2 separate regions of the Homo sapiens genome follow, and region 1 is linked to region 2. A link is an interaction called in ENCODE POLR2A ChIA-PET data of the cell type or tissue named here. Cell type or tissue: endothelial cell of umbilical vein. All regions are shown on one strand. Each heading gives the region's core, and the rest is flanking DNA. Links, peaks and the distances in the headings are about the cores only. Region 1 overlaps UBR7 (ubiquitin protein ligase E3 component n-recognin 7). Region 2 overlaps BTBD7 (BTB domain containing 7).

Region 1 (5,382 bases), core at 224-5,223, 89 kb before region 2:
CACGTTAGCTGTGACCATTTGAGGATATCCAGAAACCAAAAGCTGCACAGTCTCATTTGTGTGTTGTTAGGTCTCCTCCTACAGTATCCTTGCTAGAGATATTTCCTTTTACTTACGGGCTTTCTGTGGCTAATGTTTGTAATCCAGGGTAGGGACAGATCCTTCATTTTGCAACTTGCAAGTATCCTATTTATTAGCATTTTGTTAAGTGTAAATTCCCGTGCCATTTAGCCAAGTACATTAGAATTTTGAGCTGCAGTCATTTCAGGATGTGTTCAGCCTCTGCATCCTGAATCTGTTAGGGGTTTGGATTCCTCACTGGTTGAGCAGCAGTATTACTGTTGGTGCTTATGAAACTGGTGTATCAGCTACTGGTCTGAGAAAATTATTCCAAGTTAGCATTATTCCAAGTTGCTCTTTTGAGTATGGTAGCCACACTTACTAGGGAATGAGAGGGAAGTTTTCACTTTATACCCCTCTTTCTTACTTTCTCTTTATCTCTTTCCCTTTTTGCTCGAATTCATTCACGTGCTCTATTTTTCTTTCTCTTTCCTTCACTTTCCTTGTCTCACTGTCCTTCTTTCTTAACAATAAGCATGTGTTACCTCAGTAAAAAATAAACATGCTGGGTGTCATGGCTCACACCTGTAATCCCAGCATTCTGGGAGGAAGCGGGAGGATCACTTGAGCTCAGAAGTTTGAGACCAGCATGGATAATATAGTGAGACCTCGTATCTACACAAAATTTAAAAATTAGCCAGGCGTAGGCTGGGCACGGTGGCTCACGCCTGTAATCCCAGCACTTTGGGAGGCCGAGGCAGGCGGATCATGAGGTCAGGAGATCGAGACCATCCTGGCTAACACGGTGAAACCCCGTCTCTACTAAAAATACAAAAAAAAATTAGCCGGGCTTGGTGGCGGGCGCCTGTAGTCCCAGCTACTCGGGAGGCTGAGGCAGGAGAATGGTGTTAACCCGGGAGGCAGAGCTTGCAGTGAGCCGAGATCGTGCCACTGCACTCCAGCCTGGGTGACAGAGCGACACTCCATCTCAAAAAAAAAAAAAAAAAAAAATAGAAAATGGAGATGTTATCATTAACATAATTCTTAACAGTATCATTTGACTTGTTTGTGAATGCTATGACCTCGGATTGCGATTCTGTTACTTAGTTCTCTTTCATAATCTTTGCTTTTCAAAAACAGGTTGTTAAGAGAGAGGACATTCAGCAGTTCTTTGAAGAGTTTCAGTCAAAAAAGAGAAGAAGAGTGGATGGGATGCAGTATTACTGCAGCTAGAGTGGAGTATGAAGCTTTCTCATTCAAGCCAATGAAAATGCGCTTCCCATTCTTGGAATAAAAGAGGTGTGGTTCACATTTGGCCCCCTTTCCGTCCTCCTCTGTTTGGAGAGGCCTCGCGCTCCCTTCATTCTCTTTAGCTGCAGTAGCCACCGTGTGGATGCTGACTTCACAGCCAGCGTCCTCTGTGACTCAGCTGATGCAGCTCATTCCACAGACTTCTCCAGTGTACTCCTACTCCAGTGCACCCAGGGTTATTTGCATAGTTTTTAAGTTTGATTTTGTTTTGAGAAAGCAAATTGGTGTCTTGTTTAATGATCTGTTATTTCACTCCCAGATGTGTGTGTTTTGCCACAGAGCTGTTGCCTTCCAGAACCTCCTCCGCAGGCATCACGGAAGGCTCTCTTCCCGTCACCTAGAACCTCTACAGGTCCCCTCGCCCCTATGATCGTGGTGCCTTGGGTCAAAGCTTCCTCAAGCCTGGTCTGCTCCTTCTTTCACGTCCCTGTTTTCTGAGGTTTGGTCATAGCTTAGAAAGGATCTTGGGGCTTGTTTTCTCTAGGCCCAACCTCCAGAGTAGCCAGGACTGATGGTTTTCTGGTCTGGATGTCTGTCACAGGCGGAGAGATTAACAGATGACAGGGTTGAGGAAGCAAGCCTTTGTTATGAATTTTACTAATACAGTTCAAGTGAAATTTTCGTTCATGATTCTATTGGCACTAGAATTAGAATTTCAGTACTGTAGTGCTCACAGGGCTTCCTGGAGAACATTTGCCCGTATACTAGTCCCTTCTCTGCTGCCTAGAAAACAGACCGGGTCTCACCCCTGTGAAATCTTGGTGGTTTACGAAGTCCTCTGGATTTCTTGATATTATCAGGGATATTCATAAGCATATATCAAAAATGGACCTATTTTGATATTCTGTTATGAAAATGTTATTAGAACCCCAATAAATTATTATTTTTCCCCCTTGAATCTGCTAAAGAAAACAGATCCTGACTTAGCTTACTTGAAATAAGCAGGGCAGGGAGCCCTGTTTTGGAAGAGACAGACTGTGGAAGAGATTACAAACAAGGCCCGAGGCTGCACGAATGATGAGTTTTGTGTATATAATGTTAATGTCCACCGCCACTTCCCTAACGACTATGAGATCTTTTTTTTGAAGATCCTCATGGAAGGTTGTACAGAGCCCCACATTTGAGGGGAAGTCCTTTCAGTTGATATGAGATCTCTTTAACACCCCTCAGTCTATGTAGGAAATGCCTTGTGATACATAGAGAACCCTCAGCTTCTCTCTGCCTCTGGAGGACCAAGGTCTTTCCTGACAGTCGGAGACACACCTTGATGTATGTTAATAAAAGCATTTCAGGCTGTGGGGCCACCATGTATATTAATACTCCTTATGTGTCCAGCATCTGTGTATTCATTCGAGTGCCCAATCCCTGGATGAGATGAACTAGGCCTTATAAAAAGTCAAAGCCTCAAAGAAATGGCACAACCATGTTCTTCGGCACTCAGGCTCCTAATTGCAGATCCTCACGAAGGGTGGTATGTGGAGCTGGAAGGTCTTGTGGCCACAGGACATGCTGGTGAGCCCTGAGCTGGCCTTGTGCAGAGGGCTCCGTTCAAAGGCTCGGGGTGTCTTTGAGGTTGTTTATCAAGCTGGGGAACTCTTCCAAGTCTGACAATGTTTCGAACCCTTTTTGCAAGGTTGCACTATTAGTATACCATCATGTCCGGAAAACTTTTAATCTTCTCAAATATCTGATGTAACTACCAGAAAGTCCCTTACTTCCTATGACCAATCAGGACCAAGTCTTGGAGGTGATGTGTTACATTACGTGCAGCACAATAGTACCGATCAGTTAACTCAGCGCTGAAGGGCTTGTTTTATGAAAGGTACTATTCCTTCTTTCACATTAACTGGAAACCTCTTTTTTTACCTGTTGTTCACAACTAGTTTTCTTATTGACTGTATTGGACTGTCTCTTCTTGTAGAGACTGATTTTGGCCAACATATTAATGCATGTTTTATGCAAAACACAAATATGATATTAGTTGCTTTTAAGGAGTTCTGGCATTGTATGTGCATTTTTGTAGAAATTGTTACTGGACTTATAATTACATACTTAACTCTGATCAGGTTTCTGTAAAATTTAAATAAAACCAATACAAAATAGTTGCTTTTCAGATTGTTTTTAGTATATTTAAGTCTACACAGCCTCCCTCTGCAGGTTTTAAGAAAATGCAGGCAGGGCGCGGTGGCTCACGCCTGTAATCCCAGCACTTTGAGAGGCCGAGGCAGGCAGATCACGAGGTCAGGAGATCGAGACCATCCTGGCTAACATGGTGAAACCCCATCTCTAATAAAAATACAAAGAATTAGCTGGGTGTGGTGGCGGGCGACTGTAGTCCCAGCTACTCGGGAGGCTGAGGCAGGAGAATGGCGTGAACCCGGGAGGCAGAGCTTGCAGTGAGCCGAGATCACGCCACTGCCCTCCAGCCTGGGCGACAGAGCGAGACTGTCTCAAAAAAAAAAAAAAAAGAAAAAATGCATAGAGCCGGGCATGGAGGTTCACGCCTGTAGTCCCAGCTACTTGGGAGGCTGATGCAGGAGGATTGCTTGAGCCCAGGAGTTGGAGGCTATAGAGTGCCGTGGTTGCACCTGTGAATAGCCAGCCACTCACTGCACTCCAGCCTGGGCAACAGAGTGAGACCTCATCCTTCAAAAGAAACGTAATGGTGTATTCTAACAGCTCTTCCTGCCCTGAGGTCCTGCCCTCAAAGCAGAGGGACTGGTTCACGACATTGGGTAGCTCATTATTCTGCTGTTCTGTAAAATGCAGCCTGATCCCAGGTCCCCCGAGCAGAGCTCCTTCATCCCCCCGACTTCACCATACCCCCTGGGGTCTAATAATTGGGGTCTAGATGAACAGCAGAACAAAGCAATGGGCTGGGCTGTGACCAGTCACAGTGTTCAGGTACTGCTGCATGCAGAGGGAGAGAGGGCTGGAGCCCACATCCTGAGGAAAATGTGAGGTCCACCCTACACAGTAGCCATTATTTCTAAGTAAATATAAAAGCAACCCAAAAAGCCAGTATAGTGGCCCATCTTTGGCCTCCCCACAACTCCTGCTACCTTGGATGTGGACTTACGGTCATCACCCATGGTAAGTTCAGAGGCCAGATTGCAGAGGGCAGGGTGTGGGCTGCAAGAAGAGGCCACAGTTGGCACTACTGTGAGGGGACAAGGAGAGGGCGCGGCTGCAGAAGGCCAGTCCAGGGAGTTGCTTGTTGAAGTTCAGAGACACTTGGGCCAACGCACATTCTTAAGGTGGAGCCATTGCTGAGAGTGGACCGCAGGTGATGTTGGAGCTGTTAGAAGATGGGATAGGATGGGACAGAAGGACCACCAGACCTGGTGGTGGGGGATGCGGGTGAGGGTGTTGGAATGAGGCCTCAAAATCGAGGGAGTTCCATAGGCAGCCTCCATTTCCCTGGGAGGTGGGAGGGGAGGAGTGAGCTGGAGCATGGCTCAGGTAAGAGGAGGTGGGGGGAAGGAGTGCGCTGGAGGGCGGCTCAGGTGAGAGGAGGGGGCGGAAAGTGGCCCCGAGGAGAACACGTTAAGGCTGACCCGCAGGACTCAGGCACACCGAGCCACGGGAGGCTGGGGACCACAGGTACCACGGGGGCGTGGCTGTCTTCAGTCTCCCAAAGCTGAAGATGGACACACTGTTTATGGGTTGAGTTGGGCGGGGAGGATGGGTCGCAGCTGGGCATGGTGAGACGGCTGCCACCTATGGAAGCTGGGCCATCCTGGCAGGGGAGCAAGGAGGCCAGAGTTCCAGAGGAGGACCAGGGAGAGGCTCTGGACAGGAGGCGATCCGGCCTGAGAGCGGGCAGTGAGGTTAGCATTTCAAAGATGGAGATATTCTGGGGACAGGGGAGAGCTGTGCCATGGACAGGTAGCTGGAGACGGTCTAGGCAGCTACCAGGATGACACCAGGGATTGGAGGGAGAGGATGTTAGGTTGGAGCCAAAGCCTTCAGGATACGAAAGGAGTGACTGGGGGTGGCAGCTGCAAAGGT
Region 2 (5,369 bases), core at 1-5,000:
TTTTTACTGAATTTCTTGAGAACGTTGTGCTTAACTGACACTATATTACTTGTAGATACATCTGTGCAGCCATCAGTGGTTCTGACATGTAGAACATTTTCATCACCCCCTAAAAGAAGTTCCATTAGCAGTCACTCACCTCAATTCCCCAATCCTAGGCAACTACTAATCTAATTTCTACCTCTATTATTTTGGACATTTTATATAAATGGGATCATATAATAATGTGGGCTTTTGTGACTGGCTTCTTTCACTTTAGCATGATGTTTTCAAGGTCCATCCACATTGTAGCATTTATCAGTACTACTTTATTCCTCTTTATTTGCTGTATAATATTTCATTGTATGGATATACCACATTGTATTTGATTTATTCATTCATCCATCCATCCATTGATGGACATTTGGGTTGTTTCCACTTTTTGGTTATTATGAATAATGCTGTTACAAACATTTGTACAAGTTGTGTAGACATGTACTTCCACTTCTCTTAAGTATATGCCTAGGAGCAAAATGTATCTTTTTTTTTTTTTTTTTGAGATGGAGTTTTGCTCTTGTTGCCCAGGATGGAGTACAATGGTGTGATCTCGGCTCACTGCAACCTCTGCCTCCCGGGTTCAAGCAATTCTCCTGCCTCAGCCTCCCGAGTAGCTGGGATTACAGGCATCTGCCACCATGCCCAGCTAATTTTTTTGTATTTTTAGTAGAGATAGGGTTTCACCATGTTGGCCAGGCTGGTCTCGAACTCATGACTTCAGGTGATCTACCCACCTTGGCCTCCCCAAAGTGCTAGGATTACAGGTGCAAGCCACCATGCCCAGTCTTTTTTTTTTTAATTTTTTTTAAAAAATAGAGACAGTCTCACTCTGTCACTCAGGCTGAAGTGTGGTGGCACAATCATAGCTCACTGTAGCTTCAAACTCCTGGGCTCAAGTGATCCTCCCGAATAACTGGGACTACAGTATGCACCACTGTGCCCAGCTAATTTATTTTTATTTTTTCTGTTGAGGTCTTGGTGTGTTATAAAGGTTGGTCTTGAACTCTTGGCCTCAAGTGATCCTCCCACTTTGGCCTCTCAGAGTTTAAGGATTACAGGTGTGAGCCACCATACTGGGCATAACATGTATTTTTAATTATTGTTCCCTTTTTCCACTCCCCACTATAAGGTAAACTATATAAGGTCAGGGTTTTTCTTTTATTCACTGTTGTATCTCCAGTGCCTAGAACTGTGTCTGGCAAATATAGTAGGTGCTTAACAAATTTTGCTGAATCTATGAATGAAATAGTAAAAACGTTTGCTTGCTCTGACACAGTAATTGAGCAGAGATGGAGGGACAGTTCATATTCAAGATGGTAAAGTGATCATAATATTGCTGTGGCAAACTGAGAAAATGCCCATGTAACATAGACAATTGTAATTTGATCCTTAGTACTAGATTAAATCTGGGCAGAGTAAGCAAAGTGGGTCAGGGAAAAAAAACGTGAGATGAGGCAGGACATGTAGGCAGTCACCAAGTCATGCACATTCCTGTGAAAAGGCTAAGAGTCCTGTAGTTAAGAAATCTGTTTAACTTTGTTTAATTCATCCTTTCCAAACTTAATCACAGAAACCTTCATAAGAAAGAGTGCAGTGGTACGATCTCAGCTCATTGCAACCTTTGCCTCTTGGGTTCAAGCGATTACCCTGCCTCAGCCTCCCGAGCGGCTAAGATTACAGCCATGTGCCACCACACCCAACTAATTTTTTATTTTTAGTAGAGATGGGGCTTCACTATGTTGGCCAGGCTGGTCTCGAACTCCTGACCTTAAGTGATCTGCCTGCCTCAGCCTCCCAAAGTGCTGGGATTATAGGCGTGAGCCACTGCGCCCGGCCGGAATATACTTTCAATCATATCATAGTAGTCAACCTTTGCACTGAGCTAATGTTGATACTTTTTTTTTTTTTTAAGAGAAACAGGGTTTGGTATGTCGCCCAGGCTGGAGTGCAGTGGTTAATCCTAAGTGCAATTATTGTGCACTACAGCACTCAGCCTCCCAAGTAGCTGAGACTACAGAGGCACACACTACCACACCCAGCTAATCTTGATACATTAGGAAAGAAAACAACGGTGGAGAAAAAAAGAACATAACATAAAGTGATAATTGATTTTTTACTTATTTAAATTTTGAATTCAGAAACAGCAAAAGGTACTATGCCAAAAAGACAACATAGCAGGCCTAAGACTGCTATCTTTAGAAAGGCCTGCATGCAAAGATGGCCCTTGGCAGGTCTCTGGGAAATTGGATTTTGGGAGTGTTCCCATAATTCCCTGACTATTTAATAAGGGTGATTTACTATGCCTAAACTGTTTGTGCAAACAATATGGTTTATGCTGAATATCTGCTTTCCTTCTGGGAGCTTGGAATTTGGTACAAGCTAGACAGAGGGTGCCTATGTGATTATACCCCAATAAACACCCTGGGCAGTGAGTCTCTTATAAGCTTCCCTGGAAGACAACATTTCACAAGGATTGTAACAAGTCAATGCATCCTACGCGGCTTCACTGGGATAAGACTCTTGAAGCTTGTGCCTGGTTTCCTCTGGACGTTGCCCCATGGGCATTTTCGCTTTGTATTTTTTTTGCTGTAGTAACTCTTAGCTGAGTCATACTATATGTTGAGTTCTGTGCTTCCTCCTCACCAAACCTGGGGGTGATCTTGCGGATTCAAAATACAGGCACAAAACGGGATATGATAAAATGTCTTTCTCTACTGTCCTCCCAAAATGACATTATATTGTTTTGGGATAAATATTCAGCTGGTAATCAAGAATAAAGCTATTTTTAAAAATCTGCAAGGAAATTACCATAAAGATCAGAATAGCAGTAACCTTTAAAAGGAGGAAGAAAGTGGTTATGATTGGGAAGAGGCATGAGGGGGGCTTTTGGAATACTTACAGTGCTCTATTTCATGGCCAGAGTGATGTCAGCTTTAAAATAATGTTTTTTTAAGTTAGATTTATTTAATGTACTTTGTATGTGTATTACTTCACAATAAAATGTTTTGTTGGAGCTACTACAAATTTGAAAGTTTCAGCTGAACCCTTGAAATTAAATCCATTTCCTAAAGAAAAGGATCTAGAAGAATGAATGAAAAGCTAAGTGTTGAGTCATAGGAAATGCTGATGATTTGGGGGCTGGAAAAGAAAGAGAACTGAGTAAAGGAGAGTATAAAAACACAAATCAGACTGGGTAGTGACCAGGATAGCCTGCATGTAAGAAGTGGCACTTGAATGAGGTTTACATCAAACTGAGAAATCATCCCTTTCCTATATGCTACCAGAAAGTTTGGGATACACTTCAATTTCCATACTCACTCTGTAAGAGCAATGAATTAAAATTTCCATGTCCTCAAACAGACTAAGTTCTTGGAGTACTGGGACTGTGTCTTATTTCAGTAACTATATAGTCCAAAGACCTTAAAGAGTGCCTGGCTCATAACGAACCCTTAATAAATGAGGTGCAAGCTAGATGCGGGGGCTCACGCCTGTAAACCCAGCACTTCAGGAGGCCGAGGTGGGCAGATTGCTTCAGCCCAGGAGTTTGAGATCAGCCTGGGCAACAGGCTGTTACAAAAAAACAGAAAAATTCGCCAAGTGTGATAGTGTGTGCCTGCAGTCTCAGCTACTCCGGAGGCTGAGATGAGGGATCACTTGAGTCCAGGCATTTGAGGTTACAGTGAGCAGTGAGCCATGACTGCACCACTGCACTACAGCCTGGACAACAGAATGAGACACTGTCTCTAACAATAACAACAACCAAAACCAAAAAACAACAGACAAAATCTGCTCTGGTCCTTGCAGGATGTTAAACTATGGAGAAATATAGGCAAGGAGATTTCAATACAGAGACCAGCTTAACAATTAATAGATATCACAACAGCCAAGATGTGGAAACAACCTAAATATCCATTGACAGATGAATGAATAAAGAAAATGTAGTAAATACATAAATGGAATACTATTTGGCCTCAGAGAAGAAGGAAATATGGTGACAACATGGATGAACCTTGAAGACATTATGCTAAGTAAAATAAGCCAGTCACAGAAAGACAAATACTACATAATTCCACTTATATGAGGTCTTTATCTAGGCCTGGTCATTACCCAGAATGATAAGTGAGTATCTAAAATAATCAAATTCATAGAATCGAAGAGTGAAAGGGGAGTTGTCAGGGGCTGGGGGGAAATGCAGACTTATTAATCAACGGGCATACAGTTTCAGTTAAGCAAAATGAGTAAGCTCTAGAGATCTACTGTACAACACTGTACCTATAGTCAACAATAATGTATTGTATACTTAAAAATTTGTTGAAAGGGTAGATCTCATATTGTGTTCTTACCAAAAAAAATAAAAATGAATAGGACAACACATATGAGAGACAACATTAAGCACTAGGAAATGAGGCAAGAAAGGAAGACTTGAGAGTTGAATAACAGAGAACAAGAAAGAAAGGGGCAAAGATGATGCCATTGTCCAACTAGGTAGAACTGATAAAGAAAATAAAAATGGAACGGCCAGAGAGATAGAGGAAAACTAGAAAAATGTGGTCTCAATAGAATTCAAAAGAGGAAACTGAACTGCAAGTGAAAACTTGGAGAGAACAGATGTTTTACAATTCTTTTTTAGAAGTATGGCTGCAAAAAGGTTCAGAGAAATGAGGCAGTAGCAGAGAGGCAGGAAGTCTGAAAAGGTAAGTGTGAGAGGGAGGGGAAGATATTAAAACAAATGAGTAAGTGGACAGAATGATGTAGGAAAGCTGCAATTTTCAACTGGGGTGATTGTTCTCCCCTTCCACCCTCCCTAACCCCCACACTTGACAATGTCTGGAGACATTTCAAATTGCCACAACTGGACAGGGGAAAGGGGAAGGATACTATTTGCCTCTAACAGGTAGAAGCCAAGGATGCTGCTAAACATTTCACAAGGCACAGGACAGTCCTCCACAACAAAGAATTACCTGGCCCCAAATGTCAAGAGTGCCAAGGTTGAGAAGCCCTGTAATAGAGTGTAAGGAATACAGAAAAGAAAGATTAATCAAAGAAGTCAGGCTTTGGCAAGAACATTCAGAGAGGAGGAAGACTTTTTTGGTTCTCTGTCTACTGACCTGATTGAGAATTACAGCAGAATTACAGCTAGAAGTAGCTTTCAGATTTTTCATTTGAAAAGTCTACTGAAGTATAATGACATTCCAACTTCTCCAACAAACACATGAACACAATGTGCATGCCTTACATCATTATCCACCATGTGACTACTGGACACAGATAAACCACTTTTTTTTTTGAGGTAACAGTCAAGGTTTAAAATATGGGATACTTTAAAAAACCTC

The links. ChIA-PET counts read pairs that join two places held together with the same protein. Peaks named below come from ENCODE experiments on the same cell type or tissue, not always from the same donor. Only the 100,000 strongest peaks of a DNase experiment are listed, where the experiment ranks them.
Region 1: POLR2A ChIA-PET joins it to region 2 with 6 read pairs; 2 of 35 experiments call an interaction of 5 or more read pairs at or near these places.

The regions. Positions count from the first base shown.
Region 1 is chr14:93,225,743-93,231,124 of GRCh38, forward strand. It overlaps UBR7 (ubiquitin protein ligase E3 component n-recognin 7), which reads left to right. Exons shown (of 11, transcript NM_175748.4): 11 at 1,201-3,473. The coding sequence ends at 1,293. Among named protein-coding and RNA genes, the nearest start is that of UBR7, 21 kb to the left of the region's middle. In endothelial cell of umbilical vein, for the core only: no CTCF peak of the experiment used is centred there; no DNase peak of the experiment used is centred there.
Region 2 is chr14:93,315,433-93,320,801 of GRCh38, forward strand. All of the region lies in intron 1 of BTBD7 (BTB domain containing 7), which reads right to left. Among named protein-coding and RNA genes, the nearest start is that of BTBD7, 15 kb to the right of the region's middle. In endothelial cell of umbilical vein, for the core only: no CTCF peak of the experiment used is centred there; DNase peaks (open chromatin) are centred at 2,639 and 3,179; H3K27ac peaks cover 1,927 bases.